Regions from separate parts of the Homo sapiens genome. Here region 2 is linked to region 1. Evidence: chromatin loops called from intact Hi-C (ENCODE). Cell type or tissue: heart left ventricle. All regions are shown on one strand. Each heading gives the region's core, and the rest is flanking DNA. Links, peaks and the distances in the headings are about the cores only.

Region 1 (12,692 bases), core at 1-5,000:
GCAGGTTGGGTTTGATGATGTCATGGGCTGGGTTTGATGATGTCATGAGTTGAGTTTGATGTTGTGGGTTGAGTTTGATGATGTCACAGGTTGAATTTGATGATGTCACGCTGTCCCAGACGGAGCTTGGAATGGAAGTGCAGGGCTGGGTGCAGGCTGGTCAGAATTTTGAGCAGTGAAGAGAACAGGACCCCAAGAGGGCACCTGCAGAGAGAGAACACAGAGAGGGAGGGGCACAGCTCTGACACTCAGTTTCTTCCTCAGGGAGGTGGGGCTGCATTGCCAACCTCCTAGGGTGATTCTGAGGCTAAAGGAGGTAATCTAGGTACAGTCCTTAGCAAGCTGCCTGGCATGAAGTAAAATCATCATCATCGTCTTCTTCTTTGTCATCATCTTCATCACACTTAACTGCATTTCCATGTTGAACTCAGGAGCCTCAAATAATCAGAAAATAAAGTAACCAAGGACTTCTCTGAGGCCCTGAAATCAGCCACACCATCAGAGGACTCCTGCGTGTGCCTGTTCTAGGGAGGGAGGGACACAGGACCCTTAGAGATGCTTGGGCTCCACCTCCTACCAAGTCATCCCGGGACCCTCCTAGGACCCTCTCTGTCCCCACCCTCATCCGTTTTAGCCGTTGAACTAGGTTCAGGAAGAACAGAGCTCACCGAGGAGTGATACATAAAACAAGGCCCCCGTGAAGCCACATGACTCCACCCAGTCCTGGTCTCCCCAGGCAACCACGAGGCCATTCATTCTTTTGTGTGATCCGGGAAGTGGGCTTGATTGAACGAGGATGTGGTTCTTGGGTGGGAAATGGAGGCTGTGAAGACAGTGTCTTTTTTTTTTTTTTTTTTTGAGGCAGTCTCACTGTGTCACCAGGCTGGAGTGCAATGGCGCAATCTTGGCTCACTGCAACCTCCACCTCTGGGGTTCAAGCAATTCTCCTGCATCAGCCTCCTGAGTAGCTGGGACTACAGGTGCACACCACCATGCCCAGCTAATTTTTGTATTTTATTAGAGACGGGGTTTCACCGTATTGGCCAAACTGGTCTCAAACTCTTTTTTTTTTTTTTGAGACGGAGTCTTGCTGTCTCCCAGGCTAGGGTGCAGTGGCACAATCTTGGCTCACTGCAACCTCCACCTCCTGGGTTCAAGCGATTCTCCTGCGTCAGCCTCCTGAGTAGCTGGGATTATAGGGGTGCACCACCACGCCCAGCTAATTTTTGTATTTTTAGTAGAGATGGGGTTTCACCATGTTGGTCAGGCTGGTCGCAAACTCCTGGCCTCATGATCTGCCCGCCTCAGCCTCTCCAAGTGCTGGGATTACAGGCATGAGCCGCTGCGCCCGGCTGACAATGTCTCTTTTTATGGAGGCAGGGGTGGGGGGTGCTTACAGAGGAGAGGAGGCCAGCGTGTCAGGCTGTAGGAAGAGCCCAGGGGCTGTCTTGGGATCCCAAAGCCGCTGCAGAATTGAGGCTTGCGCTGGGGTCCGGGGGCACCTGGCCTGTCTGTTCTTGCCAGTTGGCCTGGACCTGGTCCACCTTCTCAGGCCCTCGGTCTCTAGCCTGCCACCGCCACCTCCTCCACCGCCCTGAGAAGAAGTGCCAGGCTTTGCTGGGTTCTGCTCCCAGCTGTCCCCAGCTGGTGAGGGACAGGCGTGGTTAGGGGTCTGCACAAGAGGCCCTGGCCACTTCTCCGGGGACAGCCCTCTTCCTCTCCCCTAGAGTGTGGGCTGCCATGGGGACGGGATGTGTCTGGAGGCCCAGGCTCAGGGCCACCCCAGGGCTGCCTGCTGAGGCCCATGAAGCTGACCCACAGCCTTCCCGGTTCCCGGGGTCTCTCTGTGCTCTCTCCGCAGTCTCGAAGCAGCATGCAACAGGGCAACGTGGACGGCGCCCGGAGGCTGGGCCGCCTGGCTCGGCTGCTCAGCATTACCCTCATCATCATGGGCATCGTCATTATCATGGTGGCCGTGACCGTCAACTTCACAGGTGAGACCCAGCTCCTTGGAGAGGAGGAAGCCAGCTTGCCTGGTGTGAGGACTGCTCAAGGGTGTACCCAGCCTCAGGGGCAGAGGTGGTGGGTTGGGGGAAGGAGAAGGGCTGGTGGGGGCCCCGGCCTTATCCTCCCAGTCCATAAAGTGCCCCAGTTCCCAGGAGGGACCAGATGAGTGGGGATGGGCTGGCAGACTTGTCTTATGCCCAGAGAGTGAACTGATGGAAAGGGTGTGGAAAGTGCACAGCCTCGGAGTCAGAGGACAGGAGCTCCAGCTTCAGCTCTGATGGGCCTGGGACCAGGGTCGGTTCCTGACTAGCTGAGCCTCAGTGTTTCCTGGTATCAAGTGGCAGGAAAGAGCCTCCAGCAGAGGCTTTTGTGAGCATCACCCGAGATAAAGGACGTGACTGTGCTTTGTAAACACTAAAATCCCTGCAGTCAGCCGGGGAACCCCAGAAGCAAGCAGTGCATATGGTAGAATTCAAAAAGTAGGTGACCCTTCTGTGGGCACCCATAGGTGGCCCGGTGAAGTCATCCAACCAGGGGAAACATTTTTTATTATTTTGTATTAATTAACTTTATTTTTGAGATGGAGTTTCACTCTTGTTGCCCAGGCTGGAGTGCAGTGGTGCGATCTCGGCTCACTGCAACCTCCGCCTTCCGGGTTCAAGTGATTCTCCTGCCTCAGCCTCCTGAGTAGCTGGGATTACAGGCACCAGCCACCACGCCCGACTAATTTTTGTATTTTTAGTAGAGACGGTTTCATCATGTTGGCCAGGTTGGTCTCGAACTCCTGACCTCAGGTTATCCACCCACCTTGGCCGCCTAAAATGCTGGGATGACAGGTGTGAGCCGCCACGCCCAGCCCAGGGGAACCATTTTCTCTTTCTTTTTTTTTTTTTGAGATGGAGTCTCATTCTGTTGCCCAGGCTGGACTGCAGTGGCATGATCTCAGCTCACTGCAACCTCCACCTCCCAGGTTCAAGTGATTCTCCTGTCTCAGCCTCTCGAGTAGCTGGGCTTACAGGTGCCCACCACCGCACCCAGCTGATTTTGTATTTTTAGTAGAGATGGGGTTTCATCATATCAGTCAGGCTGGTCTCAAACTCCTGACTTCAGGTGATCCTCCCGCCTCAGCCTCCCAAAGTGCTGGGATTACAGGCGCCTGCCACCACGCCCGGCTAAGTTTGTATTTTTAGTAGAGATGGGGTTGCATCACGTTGGCCAGGCTGGTCTCGAACTCCCGACCTCAGGTGATCCACCAGCCTCGGCCTCCTAAAGTGCTGGGATGACAGGCATGAGCCACCGCGCCTGGCCCAGGGGAACCATTTTCAAAGGTGACTCTCTGCTGTTCAAGAAACCCATGCAGCTTGGTGAGGTGACTTTGGGGGGTCATCCGGGTCTGAACTGCCGATTTTCTTCCTTTCATACACGTACATCAGGAAGTCCCCAAGGATCTCTGCCCATTTCAATGAACCCTAAGCTTTTCCCCTAAAGACCTCGCTGCTCAAACTGTGCTCCCTGGACCTGTGACGGGATTATCGAGGAATGTGTCAGAAACGCAGAACTCCAGGCTCCATCCCTGAACCGGATTGGAATCTGGACTTTAATAAGACTCCCAGCCCAACCGTCAACGTTGGGAGGCACTGGTCTAGAGTGTGGGGTGCCCAACTTGAGCTTGGGACCGAAAGCCTGGGGTTCAGCTGTGGGGCCGCCAGCAACCTTGGCCACTTAGGAGAGGGAAGCGTTCGGGTTTGGAATCAGCGTGCCCAGCTTCAGAATCCAGGTCCCACACTTTCTCACTGTGTGAATTGGAGCGTGTGTGACAGTTTCCTCCATGAGTGAGTCTGATTGACATGCAGGTACATGCAAGGCAGGAGCCCACCAGCCCAGGACATTAGCCTCCGTCTCACCAAATGACGCCTTGGTCTCCATCCTGCTGCTGCTTGTTATTTTAGCCAGGACTTTTTTTTTTTTTTTTTTTTTTTTTTCCCCAGACAGAGTCTTGCTCTGTCGCCCAGGCTAGAGTGCAATGGCACAATCTCGGCTCACTGCAACCTCTGTCTCCCAGGTTCAAGCGAATCTCCTGCCTCAGCCTCCTGAGTAGCTGGGAATACAGGCACGTGCCACCACGCCCGGTTAATTTTTGTTATTTGTAGTAGCGATAGGGTTTCACCACGTTGGTCAGGCTGGCCTCGAACTCCTGACCTCAGGTGATCTGCCCGCCTCTGCCTCCCAAAGTGCTGGGATGACAGGCGTGAGCTGCCGCAGCCGACCAGAGTGGTGCACATTTTAATCAGTCCAGTAACTAAGCAGGGAAAGAAGTCTCAACAGTTAGATAGCAAAAGTCTCAGGACTGATTCAGATTGGCTCAGCTAGGGTTGCATGCCCACCTCTGACCCAGTGCCACCTGAGCCAGTCACTGAGGCCACAGTCCTCTTACTGGCAGGAGTTCAGTTACTCCAAGAGCTCCAAACCAAAGAGGTTCCCAAGCCTTAGCCTTCTCCCCTTATCCCTATTACCACTTCCCACTGGGAACCAGAAACCCAAATCCTCCAGTCAGGGACTTGAAGAGCCAGTGTTCTGAGCCCTGTTCTGCCATATCTGTTTTTTTTCTTTACAGTTCAGAAGAAATAAACTTAAGCAGGGAGCTGGGCTAGCAGAGGCCGGCCCTGGCCATCGGGAGAGCTCTGACCTGCACACCGCGGGAGGCCAGGGTGCTGACTGTCAAGCATCCCCTGTCCCCAAGTTCCAAAAGCACAGACTCAAAGGGAAACCCCCCAGTCACCCACTGTCAGCCCCCATCTGACAAGAAAGCCTGGAGCGAGGAAGGAAAGCACAGCGAACCCAATGGGTAACGTGGTTTACTCTCCCGGACGCGTCCTGGGATCTCAACCCCAGCAGTCTGGCTTGTTTCTCATTCCCACAATTTCCTGGGTTCCACCAAGCAGCGAAAACTGCCAGGATGAATGAGGAAAAAACCCAGCCCCACAAACGAGACACACGCTGGCGGGGAGAGACGCAGCAGAGCTCCTTCCTGTCTGTGGACTCGGAGCAAAGACGTGGGGCCCCATCTTTTGTGTTTTCCTCAAGCGGGGAAAGAATGGACTGTTTGCATGCTTCGTGCCACACGCCCGCGGTGATCCCAGCCAGGGCCCCGAGCGCAGAGGCGGAGCTGTGCTCAGCACAGGCCTGGGACCTCCCCCGGCAGGCACCTGTGGGGGGTGCAGCTCCCGGGAAGGAGGCAACTGCCTCACTTAACATCCTCCGCTGCAAGGTGGTGGCGCCGAGAGGCGTGTCTGTGAAGACAGGTACCAGGATGGCAGGACCCGCACGCCTCTTCCCACACCTGTCAGCTTCGGAAGCATCTCTCGAGGACTCTGGTCCCAGGATGTCTCCCAGGACAAGCCAGTCTGCCTCTTCCTCCTACTTCTGCTGTAGCCTGGGACCAGACCTGGCCAAGGTCAGCCAGCGGGGAGGGCCGAGGTCTGAGCTCTCGTCCTGCCGTGGCCCCCGCGATGGCCTGGGGTGCAAGCTTGGGGCTCCGTCTGGTGCTGCTTAGGTAGTTTCAGGCTTCCAGCCCAGCCCTATGCTCTGTGCTTGGCCCTGGGCCCCTGGCCATCCACAAACAGCAGAGGCCTTCCCTGGAGGAGGCTTTGGGACCACCCCTGGGGGGACTTCCCAAAGGGTCCCAGGCTGTCAGGGGCGTTTGCGCCACCTGCAAGGGCGTGGGTCAGAGAGTTTTTATGGGGGTCTGTTGTTTGACCGTCCTGAGACCGAGGGAAGGGCTCAGCTGAAGGACCCCGTCTGCAGGAGAGTCGGGGGACCAGGTTTGGGAATACACTTGCATGTACAGAGCCTGGGGCCTGGACGCCACGGCCTCTCATCTTAGGACCTAATGGGACCCCCGAAAGGAGCCAAGTGGGGCCCTCGGCCTCTTCCTTCGTTCCAGGCCCATGATTTTCCCTACACTTCTCCCTGGCCCAGGCTCCAGCCACAGGCACCTCTCCTGCCCCCGCCCACCCTCCTGACCGCAGCTCCCAGGCCCTGGAGACCTCCAGGCTTTCCTGCCCTGGGCAGCCCCACCTCACAGCCAGAGTCAATGCCTTCATGGGAAGGGCTCCCAGCCACACCCAGAGTGGCCCAAAGCTGTTGAAGTCAGCATCCTTTGTCCCATCAGGACCCTCCTGCCTCCTCTCCAGGCCCTTGTTCGCCTCCCCACCCTCCTCAGAGGCCCGGGGAAGGGAAGAGCAGGTCAGTACAGAGGTTCTGTCTACAGGGAGGGGCCCTGGGTCTATGCACAGCTGGAGCTCTGAGCCTTCCACAGCCCGTGTGACTGCTAGAGGGCAGGGGTGCAGGGCTCAGGGGGCCCGGGCTGGTCCTTTGGGGCTGGTGTTCCTACGTCAGTCCCCACCTGGGGAATAAACTCCAGCCTCTCCTGCTCATACAGAAGGGACTGGTTGGGTTTGCTTTATGGGATCTTTGAGACCAAAACAGATGCTCCTGTTTGCTGGGGGAGGGTGTGAGCACGGAGTATTTCTGTCCCTCGTGAAGTCACGTCACACAGGGGAGAGGCGAGGTCGATGGAACTGGCCACGCACAGGCTCTGGCTCTGGAAGGAGGGATGATGAGTGGGCGTTTTCCCGGCAGGCCCCCGGGGTCCTCAGCCTCAGCAACCCAGGGAGAGGACAGAAACGAACCGATGGTTGAGGGATTGTCACGGGAGGAACATGACACCCGAAGGGACTCTAGGTGCCCTCGGAGTGCCACACATGCCCAGACCTTCTCACACCCACACAAATAGGCTCTGCCGTGCACTCCTACACACACACACACACACACACACGCTTGTTCACACTCAGAACCCAGGACAGCCACAGCCACCGCTTAGGGGAAGCCACTGCAGATGCCCCTGGAATGGGCACAGCACAGCCAGGGCGCTCTTCCAGGCAGGCGAGGATAACTTGAGAGTTTCCTAGGGCACCAGGGACAGAGCTCAGAGGCCCCCGAGGTGTGTGTAGGAGGCGGAGGCCCGCAGAGCACAGAGCAGGAGAAGGGCTTGGGCCCTGGAGGAGAAAGCCATTCTGGACACCAGGGGACCTGGACGGAGGGTCCCCACAGCCCGTGCCCCACGCCGCCTGGAGGCCAGAGGGGTCAGTGGCCCTGCTGTCCCGGCTCCATCTTGGTTCTAGCCGCCACCTGCATGAACACAGTGGCCCGGCTTAACGCACTAACCCAGCCTCTCCCTGTGTCCCACAGGGAGTAGCAAGACCCACCCCACACTGCCTTCACCATCTACACCAGTGACGCCGCTGTGTGTCTTAGCATGGAAATAAATAAACCTGAATGTACGTGCTCGCCTCTGGCCTGTGTGTTTGTGCTGCTGGGGTCAAGGGGGTTCCAAACAATCCGGGGGTGAGCAGTCCACTCCGCCTGTGGCCCCAGGGTCAGGCTGAGGCTGCGCACTGGGAACCTGGCACATCGGGGCTCCGTGGCCAACTCAAGGCGTTCCTCTGGGCAAGTCACTTGTCCACTCCGGGACTCAGTTTGTCCAACTGTAAAATAAGTGGTAATGCCAGTCTCATCTCCCTTCAGTCCTTTCTGCATAGATCTCAGGCCTGGAGAGAAGAGGGCAGGCAAGAGTTCGAGACCAGCCTGCAACATGAGGAGACTCTGTCTCTAGAAAACATTTAAAAATCAGCCAGGCGTGGTGCTGCACGCCTGAGGTCCCAGCTACTCAGGAAGCTGAGGTGGGAAGATCACTTGAGTCAGAGAAGTTGGAGCTGCAGTGAGCTGAGCCATGTTCCTGCTCCTGGCTCCCAGACCTCCTGGGACAGTCCCTAGACCACCAGGTTCCCCACCCTGCTGGCCTCACTACTGGGACACTCACTGCCACCCCCAACAACCAACTCTCTGCCTTCCTAGAGCGTTTTCTTTAGGTCGGAGTCACATGGTCCAGGAAGCCTGCCCTAAGTGTCTGCGTCCCCAGGGTTCAGTACAGAGCCTGGCACGTAGCAGGTGCTGAGGACAAGTCTGTAGAAGGAGGGAGGGAGGGGCCCCAGCAACCAGGAGCCTCCCAGGTTGCAGGATCCCTGTGAGCGGAAGCTCCTTCCATCCAGACTGGAGGCCACGGCGCCGCTTCCTGTGTGCCAGGCGCGGGGCTCCCTGCTCCGCTGGAATTACCTCATTTAATCCTCACAACACTTCCACGAGGGATCCTCCCATTTTCCTGGGAAGAAATAAAACTCAGGCGATCCAGGGGCTTAGCCAAGGTCATACAGTCAGGAGCCAGTAGAGCAGGACAGTCCTTGAGAAGCGTGCCTCGGTGACAGGGGCCTCTCCAGACCATAAAAGCCTGCGGGCTCTGCCAAGGGAGCTGACTGTTTCCACACCCTGTAACTGCTCCCAGCACTTTGGGAGGCTGAGGCGGGCGGATCACCTGAGGCCACCAGTTTGAGACCAGCCTGACCAATATGTTGAAGCTGACAAGCTTCAAAACGAACATTGATTGAACTGAAAAATATGATGTACATGTGTCCTTACACACTTTTGTTTTGTTTTGTTTTTTGAGACAGAGTTTCGCTCTCGTTGTCCAGGCTGGAGTGCAGTGGCGTGATCTCGGCTCACTGCAACCTCTGCCTTCCCAGGTTCAAGCGATTCTCCTGCCTCAGCCTCCCAAGTAGCTGGGATTATAGGTGCCCGCCACCACACCGGCTAATTTTTGTCATTTTAGAGATGGGGTTTCACCATATTGGCCAGGCTGGTCTCAAACTCCTGACCTCAGGTGGTCCACCTGCCTCGGCCTCCCAAAGTGCTGGGATTACAGGCATGAGCCACGGCGCCCAGCCACCTGGAGGTGATTATTAAGGTGAAATGCCACCAGTGTAACGTCAGCAACAGCCACACTCAGGTGAGCCGGACCCTTCTACACACCCTCTGTCAGCGACAGCCAGGCCCCTTTACAGCAGGCATCGGGGGCCTGAAAGTCCACGCCCCTTCACAGCAGGCATCGGGGCCTGGCATCGGGGCCTGGAAGTTTCTTTGGGATCATTTGTCGGACACCAATTTCAGAAGTTTAAAAGCAGGTTGGGAGGAGGGCACGTGTTTTGCAATCAGTAAACGAGGAAAGGGGGGTCTCACCGTGCGGAGGCTTCGATGACAGACGTGCTTCTGGGACCCGGGGCTCTGGCGCCCTGTCGGTAAACAGGTCCATGATCTCTGCAGGCCCATGGGCTGTGGGAGGCCCGACAGAGAGCTGGACACACAGAAGGCCGCGTCCTGGGGCTCAGCAGGCAGCTCCTCCCATCCCACAATCTGGGAGGCTCTGGGCACCCCAGGCTGACCGCGACATTCTGATCTCCTCCAGCCCCAGGCCTACCTCGCCTCCTTCCCGTTCCTTGATGCAAAAGAGGAGACGGCCCCCTGTGTCCAGGAACCAGGAGCACCTGGCCCCGTCCCAGGCCTTTCAGGCATTGGCTGTGTGACCTCCGGCAGCCCACGGCCTCCCTCTGAACCTCAGTCTCCCTGTGTAAAGGAGGGACTCAGTCTGGAGCAGGCTTTTCAGGCCTGGCCACACTGGAATCACCTGAGATGTTTAAAAAATCCTACTACCGGCCAGGCACAGTGGCTCACACCTGCAATGCCAGCACTTTGGGAGGCCGAGGCGAGCGGATGGTCAGGGGTTCGAGATTAGCCTGGCCAACATGGCAAAACCCCGTCTTCTACTAAAAATACAAAAATTAGCCGGGCATGGTGGAGGGTACCTGTAATCCCAGCTACTTGGGAGGCTGAGGCAGGAGAATCACTTGAATTCAGGAGGTGGAGGTTGCAGTGAGCTGAGATCGCACCATTATACTCCAGCCTGAGCGACACAGTGAGACTCTGTCTCAAAAAAAAAAAATATTCTACTACCTGGGTGCCACTGCTAGTGAATCTGGCTTAATTGGTCTGGGTGCAGCTTGCACACCAGAGTTTTAAAAGCCTTCCAGGTGATCCCAATGGACACTCAAGCCTGGGCCCCACCGGTCTGGACTCTAGAGGCTTTTGCTACTCAAAGTGTGGTCCCCGGACCATCAGCATGGGCATCACCTGGAGCTGTCAGAAAGCTCAGGCCATACCCTAGCCTTATCAATCAGAATCAGCCCTTTAACAGGATCCTCAGGTGCTTTGTATGCAATTTAAAGTTGGACCAGGCCAGAAGAGTCGCTAGCCCTGTAATCCCAGCACTTTGGGAGGCTGAGGCGGGCAGATCACGAGGTCAGGAGTTCGAAACCAGCCTGGCCAATATGGTGAAACCCCATCTCTACTAAAAATACAAAAATTAGCCAGGCATGGTGGCAGGCGCCTGTAATCCCAGCTACTCAGGAGGCTGAGGCAGGAGAATCACTTGAACCCGGGAGGCAGAGGTTGCAGTGAGCTGAGATCGCACCATTGCACTCCAGCCTGGGTGACAGAGCAAGAGTCTGTCTCAAAAATGAAAGAAAGAAAGAAGGAAAGAAAGTTGGACCAGCTCTGATCAGATGCCTGAGGCAGCTTCCACTCTCAGCGTTCCTTGGGGCCGGCCGGCTTTCCTGCAGTCCCAGAAAGGCAGAGCCACGGAGCTGAGAGGCACTTACAGGCTTGAAACCTGCCAGTGGGGCCTTTATCTCACCTCTAAAAGAATAATCCTCCATCCCTCTGTCTCCCTCCCTCTCTTCCTTTCTTTCTTCATCCTAGAATTTATTGTAACAAACTGAGAACATCTAGGCAATACTGAGAAACCAAGAGAAGGATAAGAGAAACCCCAGATAAGTGTGGAAGGGGGTCTCACAGCAGAAGAGGCCGGCACCCACATCCAGCGTGGTCACAGTGAGGCTGTGGCCCAGGTGGAGAAGACCACCTTTGTGTGGGGGGGAGGAAGTTGGAAGGGCAGGGTGGGCGTGGCCCAAAAGTGCAATTCTGGGGGATGTTGGACCTTCTAGAACCTTCCCAGGGTTGAAGGAGAGCCAAGTGGGTGTCTCAGAGCTGCTTGGATGGAAACTTCTACTCACAACCAAAATCAACACCCTGGGTTCTCCCTGGTCTCCATCCCCAGACTCTAGGCCTGGAGGAAGCAGGAGGGGGCAGGGACCCTGGGAAGCTGTGAGGCCTCTTGCACCCCTGTCCTGGGGCAGGAATTCCTGCTCCCGGAGTTGGCCCAGGTTCATATGCTGCCTTTGTGCTGACTGCAAAGTGGGCCCTCCTATACAGACAAAAACATGAAAACTGCAAACGCCTCCCCTTCCTGGGATGTTTGCGGCTGGACGCCCAGCCTGGTGTGCTGAGGGTAGTTGGATTTCAGAGGTCCTGGGCACTGCCTGAGCAGGGCACAGTCTGCGAGGCCGTCCTGGGCAGACCTGCCCGCTACGCCTTGTTGGGGTCCTTTCCCGGAGGTGGCAGCACAGCCGGTCAGCTGGAAGCGGGGCAGCCAGGGCTTCTGCTCCTGCATTATTGATCTGCTGCCTGGTCGTGGGTATGAATAATTAATCAGAGCGAGGAAGCACAGAAGATTGCGAGCCGAGGTGCAGCCCAGCTCCTCCCCGCCTCGCCCCTCAGGGTTGGCTCCTCTTTGCTTACTGTGCTTCTGTGGGGGAGGCTGTACGGAATCTCAAGCTTCTCCTCCTGCCCACAAGGCAGGCCCAGGAAAGGCCCCACAGCTTTGGAATTGCAACGACCCATGTCATCAGGATGGAGCTGCCTGCAGCCCCTGGACCAGGCTGGCCATCCTCACTGTGCTCCTGGCCATCTGGGACTCAGAGTCAGGCAGCCGGAGTTCAAATGCTGAATCCTTAAACATCTTTTTTTTTTCTTTTTGAGAAAGAGTCTCACTCTATCGCCAGGCTGGAGTGCAGCGGTATGATCTCAGCTCACTGCAACCTCTGCCTCCCAGGTTCAAGCGATTCCCCTGCTTCAACCTCCCGAGTAGCTGGGACTACAGGCTTCTGCACCACACCCGGCTAATTTTTTTTTTTTGTATTTTTACTAGAGACGGGGTTTCACCATGTTGGCCAGGCTGGTCTCAAACTCCTAACCTCAAGTGATCCACCCGCCTCAGCCTCCCTAAGTGCTGGGATTACAGGCCTGAGCCAGGGTGTCCGGCCCTTGAACTTCTTTGCGCCTCCACCTCTTCATGGGTCGAATGGAAACAGTGTATCAGGTGGATCGTGTTTATGGTGAGAAGAAGCCGGCCTGGTCCTGACTGCAGCATGAGTTCCATAAACACAAGTTGATGCTGTCGCTGATATTGTTTATAGTAAATGGCTTCTTTCACTGCTGCCAAGGTCTTGGGAAGGGGAGATTGGTGGGTAACTGACGGGCCTGCTTAGGGTGGAGGTGGTCAGAACTTCAGGGGAGAGGGTGCGGGCCAGGGTGGGTGATGCCCTATCTGGGGTATCTCTGGGTGGGGCCGCCAGGGAGGGGTAGGAGTGGAGGTAGGAAGATAATCAAAACAATTATCCAGAATTACTGGGCACGGTGGCTCACACCTGTCATCCCAGCACTTTGGGAGGCCAAGGTGGGCAGATCAGAAGGTGAAGAGATGGAGACCAGCCTGGCCAACATGGTGAAATGCCGTCTCTACTAAAAATACAAAATTAGCCAGGCATGGTGGCGCGTGCCTGTAATCCCAGCTACTCGGGAGGCTGAGGCAGGAGAATCACTTGAATCTGGGAGGCAGA
Region 2 (10,665 bases), core at 1,073-6,072, 51 kb before region 1:
GTCTCCTGGGTTCAAGCAATTCTCCTGCCTCAGCCTCCCAAGTAGCTGGGACTACAGGTGTGCGCCACCACACTCGGCTAATTTTTGTATTTTTAGTAGGGATGGAGTTTCACCATGTTTGTCAGGCTGGTCTCGAACCCCTGACCTCGTGATCTGCCCACCTTGGCCTCCCAAAGTGCTGGGATTACAGGCGTGAGCTACTGTGCCTGGTTTTTGTTGTTGTTCTTTGAGATGGAGTCTCGCTCTGTCGCCCAGGCTGGAGTGCAATGGCTCAGTCTTGGCTCACTGAAACCTCCGCCTCCTGGGTTCAAGTGATTCTCTTGCCTCAGCCTCCTGAGTAGCTGGGATTACAGGCATGTGCCACCACACCTGGCTAATTTTTTGTATTTTTAGTAGAGACAGAGTTTCACCATTTTGGCCAGGCTGGTCTTGAACTCCTGACCTCGTGATCCACCTGCCTCAGCCTCCCAAAGTGCTGGGATTACAGGCGTGAGCCGCTGCGCCTGGCCCTCCTACCTTTTTTTCTGTTTTATTTATGTCTTTCACAGCATTGCTGTTTTTGAGGATTCCAGGCCAGTCGTCATGGAGAGTGTCCTGCGTAATCTGGACCCATCTGATGTTTCCCAGTAATTTGATCCAGGTTGAGCGTTTTGCCAGGTGCTGGTGTGTGCTTCACGTGGCATTGTATCATGACGTTTTCTAATTACTGCAGAATGGGGTCTGTTTCCTCATCACGCTGCCAGGGCTCTGCCAATTCCACGCCTCTCTTTCTAGAAACAAGCAAGCAAAGGTCTCATGTGCAACTTCTGTTTTCCACATTTTCTAAATTACAAAAGCAATAAGGGCTTGTGAAAGAAAACTGGAAGAATCCAGAATTATATAAGATAAAAAATGAACATCTCGGCCGGGGTGACAGAGCGAGACTCCATCTCAAAAAAAAAAAAAAAAAATGAACATCTCTCTCGATTCTGGCACCTCTCCCTGGGGGAACTAGGTCCACTTTGGTAGTTCTCCAACTGGAACTTAAAGAGAGAGACAGAGAGAGAGAGAGAGAGACTGACAGAGAGACTTGCTTTGGCTAATTTTTTATTTTTTGTAGAGACAAGGTCTTGCTATGTTGCCCAGGCTGGTGTCGAACCCCTTGCTTCAAGTGATCCTCCTGCTTCAGCATCCCAAAGTGCTGGGATTATAAGTGTGAGCCACCATGCCCAGCCCCCAATTTATTTATTTTGAGACAGTTTCAATCTGTCGCCCAGGCTGGAGTACAGTGGCTCACTCACTGCTCACTGCAGCCTCAACCTCCTGGGTTCAAGGGACCCTCCCACCTCAGCCTCCCTAGTAGCTGGGACTTCAGATGTGCAACACCGAGCCTGGCTAATTTTTTTTGCTAGTTTTTGTTTTTTGGTTTTTTTTTGGTAGTTTGGTTTTCTGGTTTGTTTCACCATGTTGCCCAGGCTGGTCTCTAACTCCTGGGCTCAAATGATCCACCCTACTTGGCCTCCCAAAGTGCTGGGATTACAGGTATGAGCCATTGCACCTGGCTTATTTTCTTCTTTTTTTTTTTTTTTTTTTTTTGAGACAGTCTCGCCCTGTCGCCCAGGCTGGAGTGCAGTGGCGCCATCTCGGCTCACTGCAAGCACCGCCTCCCGCGTTCACGCCATTCTCCTGCCTCAGCCTCCCGAGTAGCTGGGACTACAGGCACCTGCCACCGCGCCCGGCTAATTTTTTGTATTTTGTTTAGTAGAGACGGGGTTTCACCGAGTTAGCCAGGATGGTCTCCATCTCCTGACCTTGTGATCCACCCGCCTCGGCCTCCCAAAGTGCTGGGATTACAGATGTGAGCCACCGCGCCCGGCCTCTTCTTTTTTTTTTTTGAGACGGAGTCTTGCTCTGTTGCCCAGGCCGAAGTGCAGTGGCGCAGTCTTGGCCAACATGGTGAAACCCCATCTCTACTAAAACTATAAAAATTAGCAGGGCCCAGTGGCAGGAACCTGTAATCCCAGCTACTCAGGAGGCTGAGACAAGAGAATCGCTTGAACCCTGGAGGCAGAGGTTGCACCACCGTGCCCGGCTAATTTTTTGAATTTTTAGTACAGACAGGGTTTCACCTTGTTAGCCAGGATGGTCTCGTTCTATTTTAAACCAATCACTGCTGCCAGGGGCACTGCCGTAAGCCAACTAGCATCTATCCCTGGAGCTGAGGGCGCAGGTTAATTGCACCTAAACCACATGGCTGAGAACCTGGGAAGCGTTAATTTCCCCATGAGAAATCAGAGCCTTGTTGGCAAGAAAAAAGGAGCAGGCAAACAAAAATGTCTGTTCTGGGTTGACGTAAGGACCCTCACAGAACTCTCTGCGGGCGTGGTGGCTCATGCCTATAATCCCAGCGCTATGGCAGGCCGAGGCAGGAGGATTGCTTGAGCCCAGGAGTTCCAGACCAGCACCTGTAGTGCCAGCTCCTCAGAAGGCTAAGGCAGGAGGATCATTTGAGCCCAGGAGTTTGAGGCTTTTTTTTTTTTTTTAGACGGAGTTTCGCTCTTGTTGCCCAGGCTGGAGTGCAACGGTGCGATCTCAGCTCACTGCAACCTCCGCCTCCCAGGTTCAAGCAATTCTCCTGCCTCAGTCTCCTAAGTAGCTGGGCATGTGCCACCATGCCCAGCTAAATACTAACTGCCCTTGAGGCATGGTGTCAATGTACCCCCCCACCAACAATGTCTGAGAGTGCTTGTTTTCTTATGCCCTGGCCCATGCAGTGTGATATCAAATTTTGGAATTTTACTAGTATAACACATGAAAATGATATATCAATATAGTTTTAATTTGCATTTATCTTATTATGACTGGCTTAAGAATGTTTTCATAATAAGAGCCATTTCTCTTTTTTCTGTGGAAATCTTTTTTTTTTTTTTTTTTCTCCCAAGATGCAGTCTCGCTCTGTCGCCCAGGCTGGAGTGCAATGGCACCATCTCGGCTCACTGCAACCTCTGTCTCCCAGGTTCAAGCGATTCTACTGCCTCAGTCTCCCGAGTAGCTGTGATTACAGACGCCCACCACCACACCTGGCTAATTTTTGTATTTTTAGTAGAGACCGGGTTTTGCCATGTTGGCCAGGCTGGTCTCAAACTCCTGACCTCAAGTGATCCACCCGCCTCGGCCTCCCAAAGTGCTGGGATGAAAGGGTAAGCCACCGCACCCGGCCCATCTATTTAAGTCTTTTGCCCATTTTCCTCTTGGGCTGTTAATCTTTTTCTTATCCATTTGTAGGAATTCTTTAAATACCAGAGAACTTAGCTCTTTGCCTGTGATATGAGTTGAAAATATTTTTCCAAACTTGTCGTTTATCATTTGACTTTGCTTATTGCATTAGTCCATTTTGTGCTGCTGTAACAATACCTGAGACTGGGACATGTATAACTAACAGAAATGCACAGTTCTGGAAAGCAAAAAGCAGCGACGGGCCTAGTGCCAGGTGAGGGCCTGATCTCTGCTTCCAAGACAGAGCCTTGTAAGTTCATCATCCAGGGAGAGGGAGCGTGTTACTCACACGGCAGAGGGCGGAGAGGCAAGCAGCAACAGGGCCCCAGACGTACCCTTTTATACAATGATGGCATTAATCCACTACAGATGAGGGCAAAGCCCTTTTATAAGATATAGCGTTAAGCCTACACACAAGGGTGAAGCCCTCCTGGCCTAATCACCTCTTAAAAGTCCTACCTCCGAACACTGTTGAACACTGTTACAGGCCGGGTGCGGTGGCTCACACCTGTAATCCCAGCACTTTGGGAGGCCGAGGTGGGCGGATCACCTGACGCCAGGAGTTCAAGACTAGCCTGACCAATACAGTGAAACCCCATCTCTACTAAAAATACAAAAATTAGCCAGACGTGGTGGCGCACGCCTGTCATCCCAGCTACTCAGGAGGCTGAGGCAGGAGAATCACTTGAACCCAGGAGGTGGAGGTTGCAGTGAGCTGAGATCGTGCTATCGGACTTCAGCCTGGGCAACAGAGTGAGACTCCTCAAAAAAAAAAAAAAAACTGTTACAATGGCAATTAAATTTCAACATGAGTTGTGGAGGGAATAAACAATCAAACCATGGAACTTTACAATTTCCCTGCAGACTTTTTTATTTAGCCAAATTTACTGATTTCTTTTTGGTGGATTTTTGATATTGTGATATGGTAAGAAAGGCCTTACTCTGCACTCATAAAATCATGTTTTTATATTTTCTTTTTGTTTTTTTGCATTTTAATCTTTGATCCAATTGGAATTTCTGCTCATATGCAGTAAGTATGGCTCTAACTTTGTTTTTTGATACAGCTGTTTCAATACTACATATTAAGAAAGTAAACTAGGCAGGGTGTGGTGGCTCACACCTGTAAGCCCAGCATTCTGGGAGGCCAAGACAGGAGGACTTCCTGAGCCCAAGAATTCAAGACCAGCCTGGGCAACCCAGCGACATCTCAGTTTCTAATAAAATGAAAAATGATCTGGGCATGGTGCTGCACGCCTGTAGTCCCAGCTACTCAGGAGGTTGAAGTGGGAGGATCGCTTGGGCCTAGGATGTCGAAGCTGCAGTGAGCTGTGATCATGCCACTGCACTCCAGCCTGGGTGACAGCGTAAAACCCTATCTCAAAAAAAAAAAAAAAAAAAAAAGCCAGGCACAGTGGCTCACATTTGTAATCCCAGCCCTTTGGGAGGCCGAGGCGGGTGGATCACCTGAGGTCAGGAGCTCGAGACCAGCCTGGACAACATGGTGAAACTCCGTCTCTATTAAAAATACAAAAATCAGCCAAGCATGGTGGCTCACGCCTGTAATCCCAGCTACTTGGGAGGCTGAGGCAGGAGAATCTCTTGAACTCTGGAGGCGGAGGCTGTGGTGAGCCGAGATCATTTCTCCACTGCCCTCTAGCCTGGGCGATGGAGTGAGACTGTCTCAAAAAAAAAGGACATCTTAGACCTTCATCAAATATTTCTGGAGAAAGTGATTCCGAGTGCTTTGCTCATCAGTCTTCATTTCTTTTTTTTTTTTTTTTTTACCTTTTTTTCCCCCTAAGATTTTTTATTTTATTTTATTTTATTTTTTGTATTTTTTTTTTCAATTTCTTTTTTTTTTTTTTAATTGATCATTCTTGGGTGTTTCTCGCAGAGGGGGATTTGGCAGGGTCATAGGACACTAGTGGAGGGAAGGTCAGCAGATAAACATGTGAACAAAGGTCTCTGGTTTTCCTAGGCAGAGGACCCTGAGGCCTTCCGCAGTGTTTGTGTCCCTGGGTACTTGAGATTAGGGAGTGGTGATGACTCTTAACGAGCATGCTGCCTTCAAGCATCTGTTTAACAAAGCACATCTTGCACCGCCCTTAATCCATTTAACCCTGAGTGGACACAGCACATGTTTCAGAGAGCACAGGGTTGGGGGTAAGGTCACAGATCAACAGGATCCCAAGGCAGAAGAAGTTTTCTTAGTACAGAACAAAATGAAAAGTCTCCCGTGTCTACCTCTTTCTACACAGACACGGCAACCATCCGATTTCTCAATCTTTTCCCCACCTTTCCCGCCTTTCTATTCCACAAAACTGCCACTGTCATCATGGCCCGTTCTCAATGAGCCGCTGGGCACACCTCCCAGACGGGGTGGTGGCCGGGCAGAGGGGCTCCTCACTTCCCAGTAGGGGCGGCCGGGCAGAGGCGCCCCTCACTTCCCGGATGGGGGGGCTGGCCGGGCGGGGGGGCTGACCCCCCACCTCCCTCCCGGATGGGGCGGCTGGCCGGGCAGAGGGGCTCCTCACTTCCCAGTAGGGGCGGCCAGGCAGAGGCGCCCCTCACCTCCCGGATGGGGTGGCTGCCGGGCGGAGACGCTCCTCACATCCCAGACGGGGTGGCGGGGCAGAGGCGCCCCCACATCTCAGACAATGGGTGGCCGGGCAGAGACGCTCCTCACTTCCTAGATGGGATGGCGGCCGGGCAGAGACGTTCCTCACTTTCCAGACTGGGCAGCCAGGCAGAGGGGCTCCTCACATCCCAGATGATGGGCGGCCAGGCAGAGATGCTCCTCACATCCCAGACGGGGTGGCGGCCGGGCAGAGGCTGCAATCTCGGCACTTTGGGAGGCCAAGGCAGGCGGCTGGGAGGTGGAGGTTGTAGCGGGCCGAGATCACGCTACTGCACTCCAGCCTGGGCACCATTGAGCACTGAGTGAACGAGACTCCGTCCGCAATCCCGGCACCTCGGGAAGCCGAGGCTGGCGGATCATTCGCGGCTAGGAGCTGGAGACCAGCCCCGCCAACACAGCGAAACCCCGTCTCCACCAAAAAAATACGAAAACCAGTCAGGCGTGGCGGCGCGCGCCTGCAATCGCAGGCACTCGGCAGGCTGAGGCAGGAGAATCAGGCAGGGAGGTTGCAGTGAGCCCAGACGGCAGCAGTACAGTCCAGCTTCGGTTCGGCATCAGAGGGAGACCGTGGAAAGAGAGGGAGAGGGAGACCGTGGGGAGAGGGAGAGGGAGAAAGAGGGAGAGGGAGAGGGAGAGGGCTATTTTTTGTATTTTTAGTAGAGACGGGGTTTCACCATGTTAGCCAGGATGGTCTCGATCTCCCGACCTCGTGATCCATCCGCCTCCACCTCCCAAAGTGCTGGGATTACAGGCGTGAGCCACCGCGCCCAGCCCATCAATCTTCATTTCTAACATCTCCAGTAACTGATCCTTATCCTGTTAACTCTTTGAGGCTTTGGATAGTGTTTTTGTTATTCTGTCCAGTATTTAAATTTCTCTTCAAGGAAAGAATTGTCCTAAATTATCTAATCCGCTAGTACCAGAAGAGGAATTTCTGGGTTATTGTGGTAAAGTTTCATGTGATGAACCATCCTTGAATTCTCTCAGAATAAACACCACATGGTCATAACATGTTAATTTTATTATTTTTTTGTGTGTGTGAGACGGAGTTTCACTCTTGTTGCCCAGGCTGGAGTGCAATGGTGCAATCTCAGCTCACTACAGCCTCCACCTCCTGGGTTCAAGTGATTCTCCTGCTTCAGCCTCCCAAGTAGCTGGGATTACAGGCTTACGCTAATTTTTTGTATTTTTAGTAGAGATGGAGTTTCATCATGTTGGCCAGGCTGGTCCCTAACTCCTGACCTCAGATGATCCACCCGCCTCGGCCTCCCAAAGTGCTGGGATTACAGGTGTGAGCCACCACGCCCAGCCATGATATGTTAACTTAAATATGCAGGCCAGGGGTGGCGGCACACTCCCCTAGTCCCAGCTACTTGGGAGGCTGAGGTGAGAGGATCGCTTGAGCCTAGGAGGCAAAGGTTGCAGTGAGCCAAGATCACCTTGCTGTCCTCCAACCTGGGTGACAGAGTGAGACCTCATCTAAAAAAAAAAAAAATTAGGCTAGCCGGGCATGGTGGCTCACACCTGTAATCCCGGCTTTGGGAGGCCAAGGCGGGCAGATCACAAGATCAGGAGTTCAAGACCAGCCTGGCCAATATGGTAAAACCCCGTCTCTACTAATAATACAAAAATTAGCCAAGTGTGGTGGCACAGACTTGTAGTCTCAACTACTCAGGAGGCTGAGGCAGGAGAATCACTTGAACCTAGGAGGCAGAGGTTGCGGTGAGCCAAGATCTCGCCACTGCACTCCAGCCTGGGCGACACAGCGAGAGCGAGACTCCATCTCAAAAAAAAATTAGACCGGGCATGGTGACTCACACCTGTAATCCCAGCACTTTGAGAGGCTGAGGTGGGCAGATCACCTGAAGTCAGGAGTTCAAGACCAGCCTGGCCAACATGGTGAAACCCCATCTCTACTAAAAATACAAACATTAACAGGGTATGGTGGCGGGCGCCTGTAATCCCAGCTACATGGGAGGCTGAGGCAGAAGAATCACTTGAACCCAGGAGGTGGAGGTTGCAGTGAGCCGAGATCGTGCCACGGCACTCCAGCCTGGACAACAGAGCGAGACTCAGTCTCAAAAAAATAATAAAATAAAATAATAAATAAATAAATATGCTATATTCCGTTTACTAATATTGAATGTGTACTTTTTGCATTAATGTTAATGCCTGAGATATTTCTACATTTATATTTTTAGGGGAATCTTTCCTGGGTTTGGTACCAGTCTTGTGCTCATCCTTTTAAAAGATTTTGGAAGTTTTTCTTCTTTTCCTATAGTTTGGAACAATTTAAATAGCCCTGGTATTATCTTCTCTTGAAAGGTTTGGTAGAATTCCCATCTTTTTTTGTGTGTGTGTTTGAGACTGTATTTTGCATTGTCGCCCACACTGGAGTACAGTGGCGTGATCTCCGCTCGCTGCAAGCTCCGCCTCCTGGATTTAAGCGATTCTCCTGCCTCAGCCTCCCAAGTGGCTGGGACTACAGGTGCCCGCCACCACGCCTGGCTAATTTTTGTATTTTTAGTAGAGACGGGGTTTTACCGTATTAGCCAGGATGGTCTCGATCTCCTGACTTCGTGATCTACCTGCCTCGGCCTCCCAAAGTGCTGGGATTACAGGCGTGAGCCCCCGCGCCCGGCCCCTAGTGCAGTGGTTTTAATTGTGTTCATGGGGACCCTTGCTGGGGACTGTGGAGGGAAGATCATGGGGACCCTTGCTGGGGACTGTGGAGGGAAGATCATGGGGACCCTTGCTGGGGGCTGTGGAGGGAAGATCATGGGGACCCTTGCTGGGGGCTGTGGAGGGAAGATCATGGGGACCCTTGCTGGGGGCTGTGGAGGGAAGATCATGGGGACCCTTGCTGGGGGCTGTGGAGGGAAGATCATGGGGACCCTTGCTGGGGGCTGTGGAGGGAAGATCATGGGGACCCTTGCTGGGGGCTGTGGAGGGAAGATCATGGGGACCCTTGCTGGGTGCTGTGGAGGGAAGATCATGGGGACCCTTGCTGGGGGCTGTGGAGGGGAAGAAAAGTCACGTGAACGACAGACGGAATTCCATTCCCTCCAGTGCACACAGCTGCCGCTGCAGCAATTATGTGCTTAAAAAATAACAAAACATGTAGTTGGAGTAGATTTTCAATAACATGAAATTACAAAAATTAAATTTTTGGTTTTTGTTGTTACTGGAGTAAAAAGCTTTAATGCCTTTTCTTGTATTTATTTCTTGCTCTAGCCTTTTTCAGAGACCAAAATTTGCGTGTGGAATCACTTCCCAAACATGTATTCTGCCATCAGAGATCCAGAGCAATGAATCTAAGTTGCTTCAGGCTATCATGATAACCCTTTCTCTCATCCCCAAAGCTCATCGATAAAATTTGACATTTGCTCATCAGAAAACAATTCCCGATTCTGCGCTTCTTATCTGTGCTGTTCTCCCCCACAGGCAGAGGGTTGTACATCTTTGATTACTCCTAGAGTGGAGTAAATGGGATTGTTAAGCATAAGGATGAAGGCAAGATGGGGAGGCGGAGCATCAGATCCACACTCAGGTTTTGCAAAATCAAAACAAACAAACAATTCCCCAATAACAACAGAAGCCTCTAACTCTTTTTTTTTTTTTTTTTTTAAGACAGGGTCTCGCTCTGTCTCCCAGGCTGGGTGCAGTGGCGCCATCTCGGCTCACTGCAAGCTCCGCCTTCCAGGTTCACCCCATTCTCCTGCCTCCGCCTCCCGAGTAGCTGGGACTACAGGCGTCCGCCACCACGCCGGGCTAATTTTTTGTATATTTAGTAGACACAGAGTTTCACTGTGTTAGCCAGGATGGTCTCGATCTCCTGACCTCGTGATCCAGCTGTCTCGGCCTCCCAAAGTGCTGGGATTACAGGTGTGAGTCACCACGCCTGGCCAGAAGCCCCTAACTCTTTTAGAACAACGTGCTATTTATTAATAGGCTATTTTCTCATCTCCCCTTCTGGGAAAGCTCACTCAGAAAAACCCTTAACACACAACCAGAAAGCCTCTGGTTACAAGTGACCTTTGCAAAGTGTCCTGTTTTCAAAGGAAGGGGCTTCAAAATAAGAGAAGATGGAAGACATCTGAATTGGAACTCACCCCCGCACCCCAACCCTGGGGAAGAGGGTGGGGATCAAGATCACTGCCGGCCAGGCACCATGGCTCACGCCTGTAATCCCAGCACTTTGGGAGGCCGAGACAGGTGGATCACGAGGTCAAGAGTTCGAGACCAGCCTGGCCAACATGTTGAAACCCCATCTCTACTAGAAATACAAAAATTAGCCGGGAGTGGGTGCACGCTGTAGTCCCAGCTACTCGGGAGGCTGAGGCACGAGAATCACTTGAACCCGGGAGGCGGAGGTTGCAGTGAGCTGAGATCTCGCTGTTGCACTCCAGCCTGGGCGACAGAGCAAGACTCAAAAAAAAAAAAGAGAGAGAGAGAATATTAGCCTCTCCTTGTTCCTCCAAAAGGCAGAAACTAAACCCCCAGAGGCAAATCTACCAAGGCTGACCCACTCCCCACCACACTGCCCTGCTCCAACCCCACCGCCCCTCAACCATCCTCCCTACCTTCCAGGGGAATTAGGAACGGAGCAGAACTCCATGGCAGCCAGTCTTGGTTACCCACTGATTTAATCTCTGATTCCCGCCGTGAGGAGAAAGAATATGAATTACTATAAACCCATCTGTTCCCTTTCTTTCTAAAAAGACAAGGACCCGGGGCTGGGTAATAATACTGTTGGCATTACGGGAGGTCTC

What was found. Hi-C counts contacts between places; a loop is a spot of excess contacts. Peaks named below come from ENCODE experiments on the same cell type or tissue, not always from the same donor. Only the 100,000 strongest peaks of a DNase experiment are listed, where the experiment ranks them.
Region 2: a loop joins it to region 1, with 6 times the contacts of the local background. A loop is called at or near these places in 2 of 110 quality-filtered maps.

What each region holds. Positions count from the first base shown.
Region 1 is chr17:1,293,630-1,306,321 of GRCh38, forward strand. It overlaps TRARG1 (trafficking regulator of GLUT4 (SLC2A4) 1 (gene/pseudogene)), which reads left to right. Exons shown (of 3, transcript NM_172367.3): 2 at 1,862-1,994; 3 at 4,622-7,349. The coding sequence ends at 4,635. Among named protein-coding and RNA genes, the nearest start is that of TRARG1, 20 kb to the left of the region's middle. RefSeq lists an enhancer at 5,179-5,773. In heart left ventricle, for the core only: no CTCF peak of the experiment used is centred there; a DNase peak (open chromatin) is centred at 1,877; H3K27me3 peaks cover 303 bases.
Region 2 is chr17:1,241,422-1,252,086 of GRCh38, forward strand. No RefSeq gene overlaps it. Among named protein-coding and RNA genes, the nearest start is that of BHLHA9, 24 kb to the right of the region's middle. In heart left ventricle, for the core only: no CTCF peak of the experiment used is centred there; no DNase peak of the experiment used is centred there.